Linked DNA regions of Homo sapiens: region 1 is linked to region 2. The links are chromatin loops, found by intact Hi-C in ENCODE. Cell type or tissue: endothelial cell of umbilical vein. All regions are shown on one strand. Links, peaks and the distances in the headings refer to the core of each region. The heading gives the core; the rest is flanking DNA. Region 1 holds the start of TRAF3IP1 (TRAF3 interacting protein 1). Region 2 overlaps PER2 (period circadian regulator 2).

Region 1 (5,369 bases), core at 299-5,298, 57 kb before region 2:
GCATCCTGCATTTAACATTCCTGGAACATTTTCATTTTGTCCCTGTTGAGGTTTTCCCAGGATGCTGGCAGTTAAAATTGTGAGCAATAGGCTGGGTACAGTAGCTCACACCTGTAATCTCGGCACTTTGGGAGGCCGAGGCAGGCGGATCACCTGAGGTCAGGAGTTCGAGATCAGGCCGGACAACATGGCGAAACCCCATCTCTACTAAAAATAGAAAAATTAGCTGGACATGGTGGCATGTGCCTGCAGTCCCAGCTACTCAGAAGGCTGAAACAGGAGAATTGCTTGAACCTGGGAGGCGTAAGTTGCAGTGAGTGGAGACTGTGTCACTGCACTCCAGCCTGGGCGACAGAGCAAGAATCCCTCTAAAAAAAAAAAAAAAATTGTGAACAATAACTGTAAGTGACAAGAGACATTAACGTCACAGTATCCACACTTAGCTTAATGAAACGGGGTGGTTAGTGTAGCTATAGCTAAAATACTAATATAGCAATGTGTGTATAATATTCAGTACAGTAAAGCATTTTCATAAGAGGCTCTCCACCTATTATCTGAAAATCCTTTCCAATATGTCAGTCATTCTAACAACTTTATCAAGTAGGTCATAATTTATTTATCTTTACACAGGGAGAGAAATCAACTTTGGCATTAGATGAGGAAGTCTATGGGAGAAGAGCAGACCAGTCGTTCCTAATTGGGAACATGCAACTCGTTCCACACACCCTATCTACCTGGCCAAGAAGGCAATTCTTTTTTTTTTTTTTTTTTTTTTTTTTTGAGACAGGGTCTTACTCTGTCACCCAGGCTAGAGTGCAGTGTTACAATCACAGCTCACTGCATCCTCAACCTTCCCGGCTCAAGCAATCTTCCCTACTCAGCCTCCTGAGTAGCTGGGATTACAGGTGCACCACCACACTCAGCTAATTTTTGTATTTTCAGTAGAGATGGAGTTTTAACCATGTTGGCCAGGCTGGTCTTGAACATCTGGGCTCAAGTGATCTGCCCGCCTTGGCCTCCCAGAGTGCTGGGATTACAGGCGTGAGCCACAGCACCCAGCCCATGTTCCTCCTCCTCTCCCATTAGGATTCCTCTGACCAACTATGCGGTAGTGACTGGACAGCCACCGTGAGCTGAGCGCCATCACTGCCCCACAAGGATAAGGCACACTCCCTGCACCTCCCTCCTGGGGCTCTGCATTTCAGTGGGACAGACAGGCCTGGGAGAATAAAGGTTTTGGCAGCCACAGCTAGAGTGGGCTGGGCTCACACTGGCTCTTGTTCCCTCTGGGTCAGAGGACGGGTACCCGCCTACTTCACGGGACGGTGGTGATGCGGCACATTGTCCCCCTCCCACCGGGCTATCCACACAGCAGGTCCTCTCCCCACACACTGTCCAGGACAGGCTGTAAGTGCTGCACCAGCTGGGAGGACATGACCAGGGCTGGCGAGGCCCTGGGATGTGGGTGGATTCGAGAGCATTTTTAGGCACTGTTTTAACACAGAGGCACACGCTCCAGGAGACCACACGTTATAAGCTAAGGTAGGAGGGCAGAACCAGTAAAGCAAAGTCTGTGCAAGAATAAGGCACCCAACCTGTTGAAAAGAGTGAGAAACAGAGCTTGAGGACCATCACCAGGTGAGGTCATGAGGCCCTGGAAGTCTGCAAGTCCAACCTGAATCCTAAATCCCAAAACACACCTCTGAGTTCCCACGTGCCCTTGGGTCCACCATGGAAATGGGTGCTGCGCCCGCTGCAGTGACGCTCCTGAGAGTTACCAGGGAGTTACCACGAGCCTTGACAGGTCCCACTCAACAGGGGATGTTTGTTGTGCAATTTCTATGTACCTTACCCAGTGCAGATCACCAGAGCCATGCTAATAAGCAAGCCAGGGTCTCCGTCACGGAGGAGCACACCATCCGCAAGTGGAAAAAGCTACAGAGACCACCAATCTCAACGTAGGGCAGGCTGTGCAGCTCTGTTACAGTCTTTCCTGCCAAGTCCCCCTACAGCCGCCTCCACTAAATCCACCCGCAGGCATTTATTAAGCACCCAAAATGTGGTATGGAGGGAAACTTTGGGGCAGAAGGGTTGTATAAAAAATATTATTTCCATTCTCCCAGGATTTAGGGAGTGCCTTCCACGTGCTACATACTTCAGGGCAAGCGAGAGGGGTTCTGCAAGGTTAGACGAGGCAGGAGTCACAGAAGCAGCTCTGCCAGCAATAATGGAAGATGCACTCTAAGGAAATACAAGGGCAGGCAGGGAAGAAGTAAGAATGCTCCTGAGGGCCCGGAGCCTCCTTGTAAGCGGCGGCCCGGAGCCGGGGGAGGGGCAGGACCTCCTCACGGAGGGCGCCGCGGAATTGGGCCTACAGGCCGGGCTCCCAGGCAGGGGCCGCACAGAACTCTCGCCCCGACCCCGGAACTGACCCCGGCCCCCGACCCGCACCCTGTGCCCGGCCCACACCCGGCCCTGAACAGGTCCCCGACCTGCACCCCGAGCCCGGCCCACACCCGGTTCACACCCGGCCCGGGCCCCGACTCCGGCCCAGCCCCGGCCCCCGACCCGCACCTGAGCCCGAGCCCGGCTCGCACCCGGCGCCACCCGGCCCGGGCCCTGACCTCGGCGCCCACCGGAATCCCGACCCGCACCTGGCCGGGCCCGGTCCCCGGCGCCCACCTCCGTGATGATGTCGTGCAGGTAGCGGAACGGGGGCTTGCTCAGCAGCTTCTCGGTCAGCGGCGGCCTCCGAATCACTTTCCCCAGCGCCTCCTGCGTCCGCCTCACCACCGCCGCGTTCATGACGGCGTCCGCCGCCCGCTGGCCGCCCGCGCCCCTCAGCCGGCCTGGCCGAGCCTAAGCCCGGGTCCCTGGCCGCCGCCGGCCCCGCCGCCGCCGCCGCCCGGTCCTGCCAGGACGCGCCGCTCCGGTTTCCATCCCACAGTGCACCGGAGCCCACCACAGCGCCTGCGCGGCCGCCGCAGGGCGTTCGGTCACTAGGGCTGCGCGGCCTTAGCAACGGACGCGCCGCGGCGCCCCGCCCCCTGCCCGCCTTCCAGCGCCCGCGCAGGCAGGAGTGGGGGTTCCGCGGGAGGGATTTGCGGGAGTGCGGCTGTGCCAGAGCAGGCGGGGCGCGGCGGGGCGGGGAAAGGGGATCTGGGATCGGGCGCCTGGCCCCTCCTCTGCCGAGCGACGGCCTCGGGAAGCCGGTGTTCGCTCGCGTTAGAGGCGACTGCCTGAGGACTGATTAAGAACAAGGTAACCTCCAAGATCTGTGCCGCCTGTTTCCCAAATCTCAAGGGCTTTCGAAGGCACTGGTTCATCGGAGGGGACGGCACTAAGTTATCCCAAAACACACGGAATAGAAAATACGCTGTCCTGGCTGGTAATTAATAAGGCTTCTTGGGCAAGTCACCTGTTTTCTCTGAGACTTCACTTCTGCTCCCACAAAGCAGGACTAGTGTGCCCGCTGCCTAACCCACCTCCCAAGAAGGTAAATGGTGACTAAATGCTGTGTCGGTGCTCTGAAACCGGGACAAAGCCATGCCTAGTTGTCCTACTAGGTGTCCGTGATTCTTTACCACCTGTCCTCTGTCCATCATGCACAGGCCTACCGCAGAAATCCTTCCGGCGATTTGAGAGCTCTGGGGTCTGTAGTTCTTCTAATGAGAACACCATTATAACCTTTTTTTTTTTTTGAGACGAAGTCTGACTCTGTCGCCCAGGCTGGAGTGCAGTGGCACGATCTTGGCTCACTGCAACCTCCACCTCCCAGGTTCAAGTGATTCTCCTGCCTCAGCCTCATGAGTAGCTGCGACTTCAGGCTCCCGACACCACACCAGCCTCGCTTTTGCATTATTAGTAGAGACGGGGTTTCACCATGTTGGCCAGGCAGGTCTGGAACTCCTGACTTCAGGCAATCCGTCCGCATCGGCCTCCCAAAGTGCTGGTATTACAGGTGTGCGCGACCGCCCCCATTATAACTTTTAAATTGACCTTCATTTTTACCATTTTCAGGCCTCCTCATTTTTTGTGGAGATCTAAATCGCCATCTGGTGTCATACCCCTCCTGTCTGAAGAACTTCCTTTAATATTTCTTCTAGCACAGTTCAGTTGGTAATGGAAAAGTTATACAGACAACCAATTTCAATGCCAGTCAGGCTGTATGGTTTATCAACAAATACTAAATTGCATTTTTATAGTTTTCCTTCCATGTCCCCCTATAACCACCTCCAGTAAATTCAGCCACAAATATTTATTAAGCATAGAAGTATAGAATTCTAGAGTTGGGAGGTCAGGAGTTCGAGACCAGCCTGACCAACATGGTGAAACCCCGTCTCTACTTAAAATACAAAATATTAGCTGGGTGCAGAGGCGGGCGCCTGTAATCCCAGCTACCAGGAAGGCTGAGGCAAGAGAATCACCTGAACCCAGGAGACAGAGCTTGCAGTGAGCCGAGGTCATGCCACTGCAATCCAGCCTGGGTGACAGAGTGAGACTCCGTCTCAAAAAAAAAAAAAAAGAATTCTAGGGGTACAGTGGCTCACGCCTGTAATCCCAGCACTTTGGGAGCCTGAGGCAGGCAGATCACTTAAGGTCAGGAGTTTGAGACCAGCCTGGCCAAAATGGTGAAAGCCTGTCTCTACTAAAAATATAAAAATTAGCTGGGCGTAGTGGTGTGTGCCTGTAACCCCAGCTACTTGGAAGGCTGAGGCACAAGAATCGCTTGAACCCGGGGGTTGGAGCTTGCAGTGAGCCAAGATGGCACCACTGCACTCCTGCCTGGGCAACAGAGCAAGACTCTGTCTTTAAAAAACAAAAACAAACAAAAAGAAAAGTGTAGCATTCTAGACTGACTGTTTTTGTTTTTCAGTACTTTAAGGATGTTACTCCATTGACTTCTGGCTTGCGTAGTTTCTGAATAAAAGTCTTCCGTAATTCTTTGTTCTTCTGTCTATTGTTTCTGGCTGCCTTCAAGATTTTATTTTTATTATTGGTTTGCCAGAAGTTTGCACATGGTATATCTAGATGTGGGGGTCTCTTCTACTTAAAATTTATATTTTATTATTTACATACAATAAAATTCACACATTTTAAGTGTGCAGGTTGATACATTTTGGTAATTATATACAATTATGTTACCACCACCACAATCAGAATACAGAACAGTCCCTGCACCCTAAAACATTTCTTGCTGCTTATTTGCAGCCCATCTCCTTCCCCACCCCAGCCCCAGGCAGCCACTAATCTGGTTTCTGTCATTATAATTTTGCCTCTTCTAGAGTTTCATATAAATGGAATCATGCAGTACACAGTCTTTTGTATTTCATTATTTCTCTTATATTTTTGAGATTCATTCATATTGT
Region 2 (5,369 bases), core at 47-5,046:
TCTGCAATGTTTTTTGTGTTCCTGCGTGTATTACAGAATGTTCTTTTCCAAATAGTAAGGTTTAGAGAGGGTACTTAGAGTTCAACAAGTTATTCCCCCAAATTACCAGTCTCCTTCAAGAATGAAAATGTTGGAATTTTGAATGTTTTGTCCATGAATTGAGGAAAATTTTGGATATATGACTCACTTTATGCAAATTACTCTATCAGCTTTGTCCACCTTTGTCTAGTTTCTAAACTGTGAAGTTCTCCAGTATAGTGACATTTGCTAAGAAATCTGAATCCAGACCAGGTGCAGTGGCTCATGCCTGTGGTCTGGCACTTTGGGAGGCTGAGGTAGGAGGATCTCTTGAGCCTGGGCATTTGAGACCATCCTGGGCAACATAGTGAGACCCTGTCTCATTAAAAAAAAAAAAAAGAAATTTGAATCCAAGTATGTAACTCATTTTCCTAAAAATAATGTGTCAGATCACTGTAGTTTCATCTTAAACATCATAAAGATGGGGCCGGGCGCAGTGGCTCACGCCTGTAGTCCCAGCACTTTGGGAGGCCAAGGTGGGCGGATCACGAGGTCAGGAGATCGAGACCATCCTGGCCAACACGGTGAAACCCCACCTCAACTAAAAATACAAAAAATTAGCTGGGCGTGGTGGCACACGCCTGTAGTCCCAACTACTGGAGAGGCTGAAGCAGGAGAATCGCTTGAACCTCGGAGGCGGAGGTTGCAATGAGCCGAGATCGTGCCACTGCACTGCAGCCTGGGCAACGCAGCAAGACTCTGTCTCAAAAAAAAAAAAAAAAATCGTAAAGATGGCCTTCCAGCTTTATTTTGCTAAGAGTAGTCTTTACGTGGTCCGTGTGGTTTTGTTAACACGGCAGTTTCGATTTACTAGACTAAAACTAGCATATAAAGAAGCTAAGAAGGCTGGCCAACGATCCCACAACCAGCATAAGGTTCTCAGTGTGGCAGTCTCTGTTGTTCAGAGTCCATGTTTTAATTTTTTTCTTTAGCTGCTCATTACTCTGAATCTACAGGGTGTTTTCTGGTAGTTTTAATATAACATCAAATATGCATTTCTTAGGATCACAAATGTGTGCAATATTCTGTTCTTTCAGCCCCTAGAATTCCTCCTGAAAAGAGAATTTTTACAACCACCCATACACCAAATTGTTTGTTCCAGGATGTGGATGAAAGGTACGTGGTCTTGACCCACCCCCTTTTTCATGTTTTTGATATAAAAGCTATTTAGCCAAAGCCAAGACTGCATCTTGGTTTTATAATTACATGATAATGGACAAAAACATGTAATTATATACAGGCAATGAAATAATTATGGAATTACACTGAAAACTTCCTAAGATATGCACATGGTGTAATTGAGGCTTTCTGGAGAGCTGTTGATCTAATTGAGCCTGTCTTAATTCTCCCATATAAACCCATTCGGAGTGGATAATGGTCCAGACAGAGGCGCTGTTGCCTGGGACCAGTGTCAGGGTGGAAGCCGGAGATGCCATTGGCTGGATCCCAGCAGAAGTCTATCTTCCAGCCTGTGTGCTAGAGGCTTCTCCAGGGGACAGGATTTTCTCCATGCCTCAGAGCCCCACTTGGGTCCCTCTCTCTGGGTCTCCCCCTCAGGGTGCTGTAGCAGGTGCGAACAGTCCCAGTGAGATTTGGGAGCACCCATGTTCTGAGTGGCTTCTGCCCCCACCATGCATCTTCTCCCAGCTCCTCCACAAATGCATGAAGACTCCAAAAACACTTGGGCCGGCTAGGTGCAGTGGCTCACACTTATAATCCTAGCACTCTGAGAAGCTGAGATAGGAGCATCACTTGAGGCCAGGAGTCTGAAACCAGCCTGTTTGAAACCAGGAGTTCAAAACGTAGCAAGACCCTGTCTCTGCAAAATAAAATAAAAATTAGCTGGGTGTGGTGGTGTGCACCTGTAGTCCCAGCTACTCAGAGGCTGAGGCAGGGGGATCACTGAGCCTAGGAGTTCAAGGCTACGGTGAGCTATGATTGCACCACTGCACTCCAGCCTAGGTCACAGCAAAAGACCCTGTCTCAAAAAAATAGAAAGAAAAAAAATGTGTGGGCCACTGGCAGTAGTCACCGAAAAGTGACCTCAGAAGATACCACAGGAAGTGGACCAAGAAGCACCAGTGTGCTGGGTTCCTAAAATGAACCAGGTCACCTAGAAGCTGGAGGATCAAGACCTCTCCCTCCTCTACTCTTGGCCCAGGGACACAGGCCCCCATCCTTGGAGTCAGGGCCACACAGCTTCCTGGGGAGGCTCTATGGGTAAAAAGGGATCCGTCACTTCCAGCTCCAGGTGGCTCAGGTGTGTCCGCGGGGCTGCCTGGGGCAGAGCCAGTTTGCAGATGCAGGCTTCTGGACACCACCCTGCCCTGTGGAACCAGGATCTTGGAGGGCAGGGCCTGGGGCCGTATATGTAAAGCAGCCTCTGGAGACTTTTCTTCCTTCAGAGATCTGAGAACTGTCTCTAACCCACTCCCATGCCAACTTGGTGTCCAGCTCAGCCCTGTGCAGGGAGGTTGGCAGACAGGTTCACCTGGCATGATGGGCCACAGCCTGCAAGCTCTCCTTGATGAAGCCTTGTGTGTGGCCTGGCTCACAAAGCCCAAGGACAGCCAGGGCTCCCCCTCCTCCTCCCCTCCTTCTTTTCACCCTCCACCCCCTTTCTGCTCCCTCCTCTTCCTCCTCCCCCTCTTTTTCCTTCCTGTTCCCCCACTCCTCTCCTCTTCCTTCCTCTTCTTCCTCCTTCAGCAAGGCCTTGATGGGACGGATGCCAGGAACATTCTGTATATCCTGTCCAAAGGAAAACATGAGGCCTGAAGAGAGAGCCTCAGACAAGAAGGAGGAAATCAAAGAATAACGCCAGGCCCTTGAGAAAGTTCTGCACCATGGTCTAAAGATTCACAGGGAAAATCCTTCTACACAAGCAGCAGAGTTTGAGGAAACATTGGTTTGGATGCAACAAGTGTTAAGAGGCAGATCGGGAGAAGAAATGGTCGGTGGAGCCGGCAGAGGGCGCTGGACACAAACAGAAGCAGAAGGTGCTGCTGAAGTTCAGCTCCGTCCTGCAATGGAGCAAAGCCACAGCTCTGGGAGGAGGCATGAGCTCAAAGGGCAGAGGCCCAGCCAGCCACCGAGACTCCAAAGAAGCCACAGTAAACCAACTGGATGCTGAGGCCAAAGTCACACGAGACCAGGCTGGAAAAGAAGCACATACAAAGGGTTTTCCGAGGCCCAGGCAAAACTTGTTAAGCAAAAATCCATGCCAGGTCACATGTGGCCAAACTAATGAATGACACTGAAAAAGAAAAAGATGCTGGAAGGAAGAAAACAAAAGCATGATCATGACTTATCTCTTGGGAGGTGAAACGCAGAGCTGAAGCACTCAGGCCCCAGCAGAGGGAGCCTCCTTCAGCGTCCTGGACAGTGAACCTTCGTTTGCTATTGATTAAAAGTCTAGCTGGTTCTGTTAGTCCAACTTTTGATCTCCGGGGGTGGGGGAGGGGGTGGGGTTTGGAGTGTATCTTCTCTTTCCAGGGAATAAGATGGTTCTTAGTGACAATCTCCTCATCTGTTTGGATGCCAATCCTAGCGTGTGTCTGCTTGCCTTCCAGGGCGGTCCCTCTCCTGGGCTACCTACCTCAGGACCTGATTGAAACCCCAGTGCTCGTGCAGCTCCACCCTAGTGACAGGCCCTTGATGCTGGCCATCCACAAAAAGAGTAGGTCCCCTTTTCATGGTACATCCTGAAGTGTTTGGCGGAAGTTCCTGTGTCCTTGGGGCTGCTTCTTGGGACCAGTCTAGCTCTGACAGGTCAGATCAGCTAAGGACAAGCAGGTGGTAGACGCCCGCCTCGCCGCCTCCCTCCTGGCACTGCAGTGCCCAGTGGAGTCGAGAGAGAGGGGTAAACTCATGTGAGTTCCTTTGTGGCCAGTTGTTTCTCAGTCCGTGGCCTGAGTCCGTAGCATCTTATGTTTACTGTTGGCTTCAGTGGCGCATGGGAGGAGGGGAGACCAGTTCATCTGTGGCTAGGAAGGTTCTCACCAGGCCAGGGGAGTGCACAGTGCATGTCCTCACCAAGCCCAGCCCTCATAGATGCAAGTGACACTAGCAGAGGTGAAACATGGGATGAAACAGCTCCTGCTGGAAACAGCCTCCTGGTAATCTACAGCAAAAACAGGAGGTTGAAAGCAGTGGCTTTGAAGAAGTGTTCATACCCCTACAGTTTGCAAATGATCCTGGGCCTGAGTGACTCTTGACTTGTCTCTCTCTACTATAAATCCTGTTTGCTCCCCTTTTCCCCTGAATGCTGGCTTTTGCTCTCCTAGTCCTGCAGTCAGGCGGGCAGCCTTTCGACTATTCTCCCATTCGGTTTCGCGCCCGGAACGGAGAGTACATCACGTTGGACACCAGCTGGTCCAGCTTCATCAACCCATGGAGCAGGAAAATCTCCTTCATCATTGGGAGGCACAAAGTCAGGGTGTGAGTGCTCCAAGGGCCCGAGGTGGCTCAGGGGTCTTGGGCGGGGGTCTCGGGCTGTCCTCACCTCCCAGCAACAGATGGCATAGGGAGGGGCTGAGAGGCCAAGACCGAAACCTTGCTTCCTGCCACCAATCTGGAGCCCCAGACTGCTAGGCAGGGGTGACCTGTCCTCTGCCCCCAAGTGGGAGGGACCTCATTCAAGCAGAGTAGGGAGTGGACAGGCAGCAGCCTGGGGGGCTGCAGGGGAGAGGCAGAGGGCCCACCCAGGCAGGCAGCATGTAGTGGCTATACAGTCACGCCAGAGAGGTCCTCCTGTGGGGCCCCATCTAACAAGATGAATTAAAACCACGCAGGGGCCCTTTGAATGAGGACGTGTTTGCAGCCCACCCCTGCACAGAGGAGAAGGCCCTGCACCCCAGCATTCAGGAGCTCACAGAGCAGATCCACCGGCTCCTGCTGCAGGTGGGTGTGGTGCCTGCATGTCCTCCTCCCAGGTAGCAGCCTGAGAGCCCCCTGCAGAGGACATAGGCTCTGAACCCTGGTCCTGGCACACCCACTCAGACAGCTTCATCTGTCATTCTCTGAACATCCCCCAGGGGACAGTTTGGGCATAGACTGTGCTAGTCCGAGACAGTCCATAGTACCCTTGGCTCTCTCCAGCCTTGCATTCGACCTTGTCTGAACTGCAGCCCTGAGTGAGTAGCTGAAGGACGTGTGCAGACCCCGTGCTCTGACACAGGCTGCATAGTTCCAGAGTGACCTCTCAGTGGTGCGGGGGCTCATTCTAATCCAGAGCAGTGGGACTTAAGGGAGGGACATTGTACTCAAGGTCCCTAAAAAAAATCAGGCCCACT

What was found. Peaks named below come from ENCODE experiments on the same cell type or tissue, not always from the same donor. Only the 100,000 strongest peaks of a DNase experiment are listed, where the experiment ranks them.
Region 1: it touches region 2 in a loop (2.7-fold over the local background); 18 of 110 quality-filtered maps call a loop at or near these places.

Annotation. Positions count from the first base shown.
Region 1 is chr2:238,318,099-238,323,467 of GRCh38, reverse strand. TRAF3IP1 (TRAF3 interacting protein 1) reads right to left here and starts at 2,950. Exons shown (of 17, transcript NM_015650.4): 1 at 2,683-2,950. The coding sequence starts at 2,805. RefSeq lists silencers at 2,457-2,686, 2,817-3,296. In endothelial cell of umbilical vein, for the core only: no CTCF peak of the experiment used is centred there; a DNase peak (open chromatin) is centred at 3,067; H3K4me3 peaks cover 1,741 bases.
Region 2 is chr2:238,261,337-238,266,705 of GRCh38, reverse strand. PER2 (period circadian regulator 2) reads left to right here. Exons shown (of 23, transcript NM_022817.3): 9 at 1,116-1,194; 10 at 3,648-3,754; 11 at 4,362-4,515; 12 at 4,869-4,977. Among named protein-coding and RNA genes, the nearest start is that of HES6, 24 kb to the right of the region's middle. RefSeq lists an enhancer at 2,423-2,923. In endothelial cell of umbilical vein, for the core only: a CTCF peak has its summit at 3,045 (motif pointing right); a DNase peak (open chromatin) is centred at 3,035.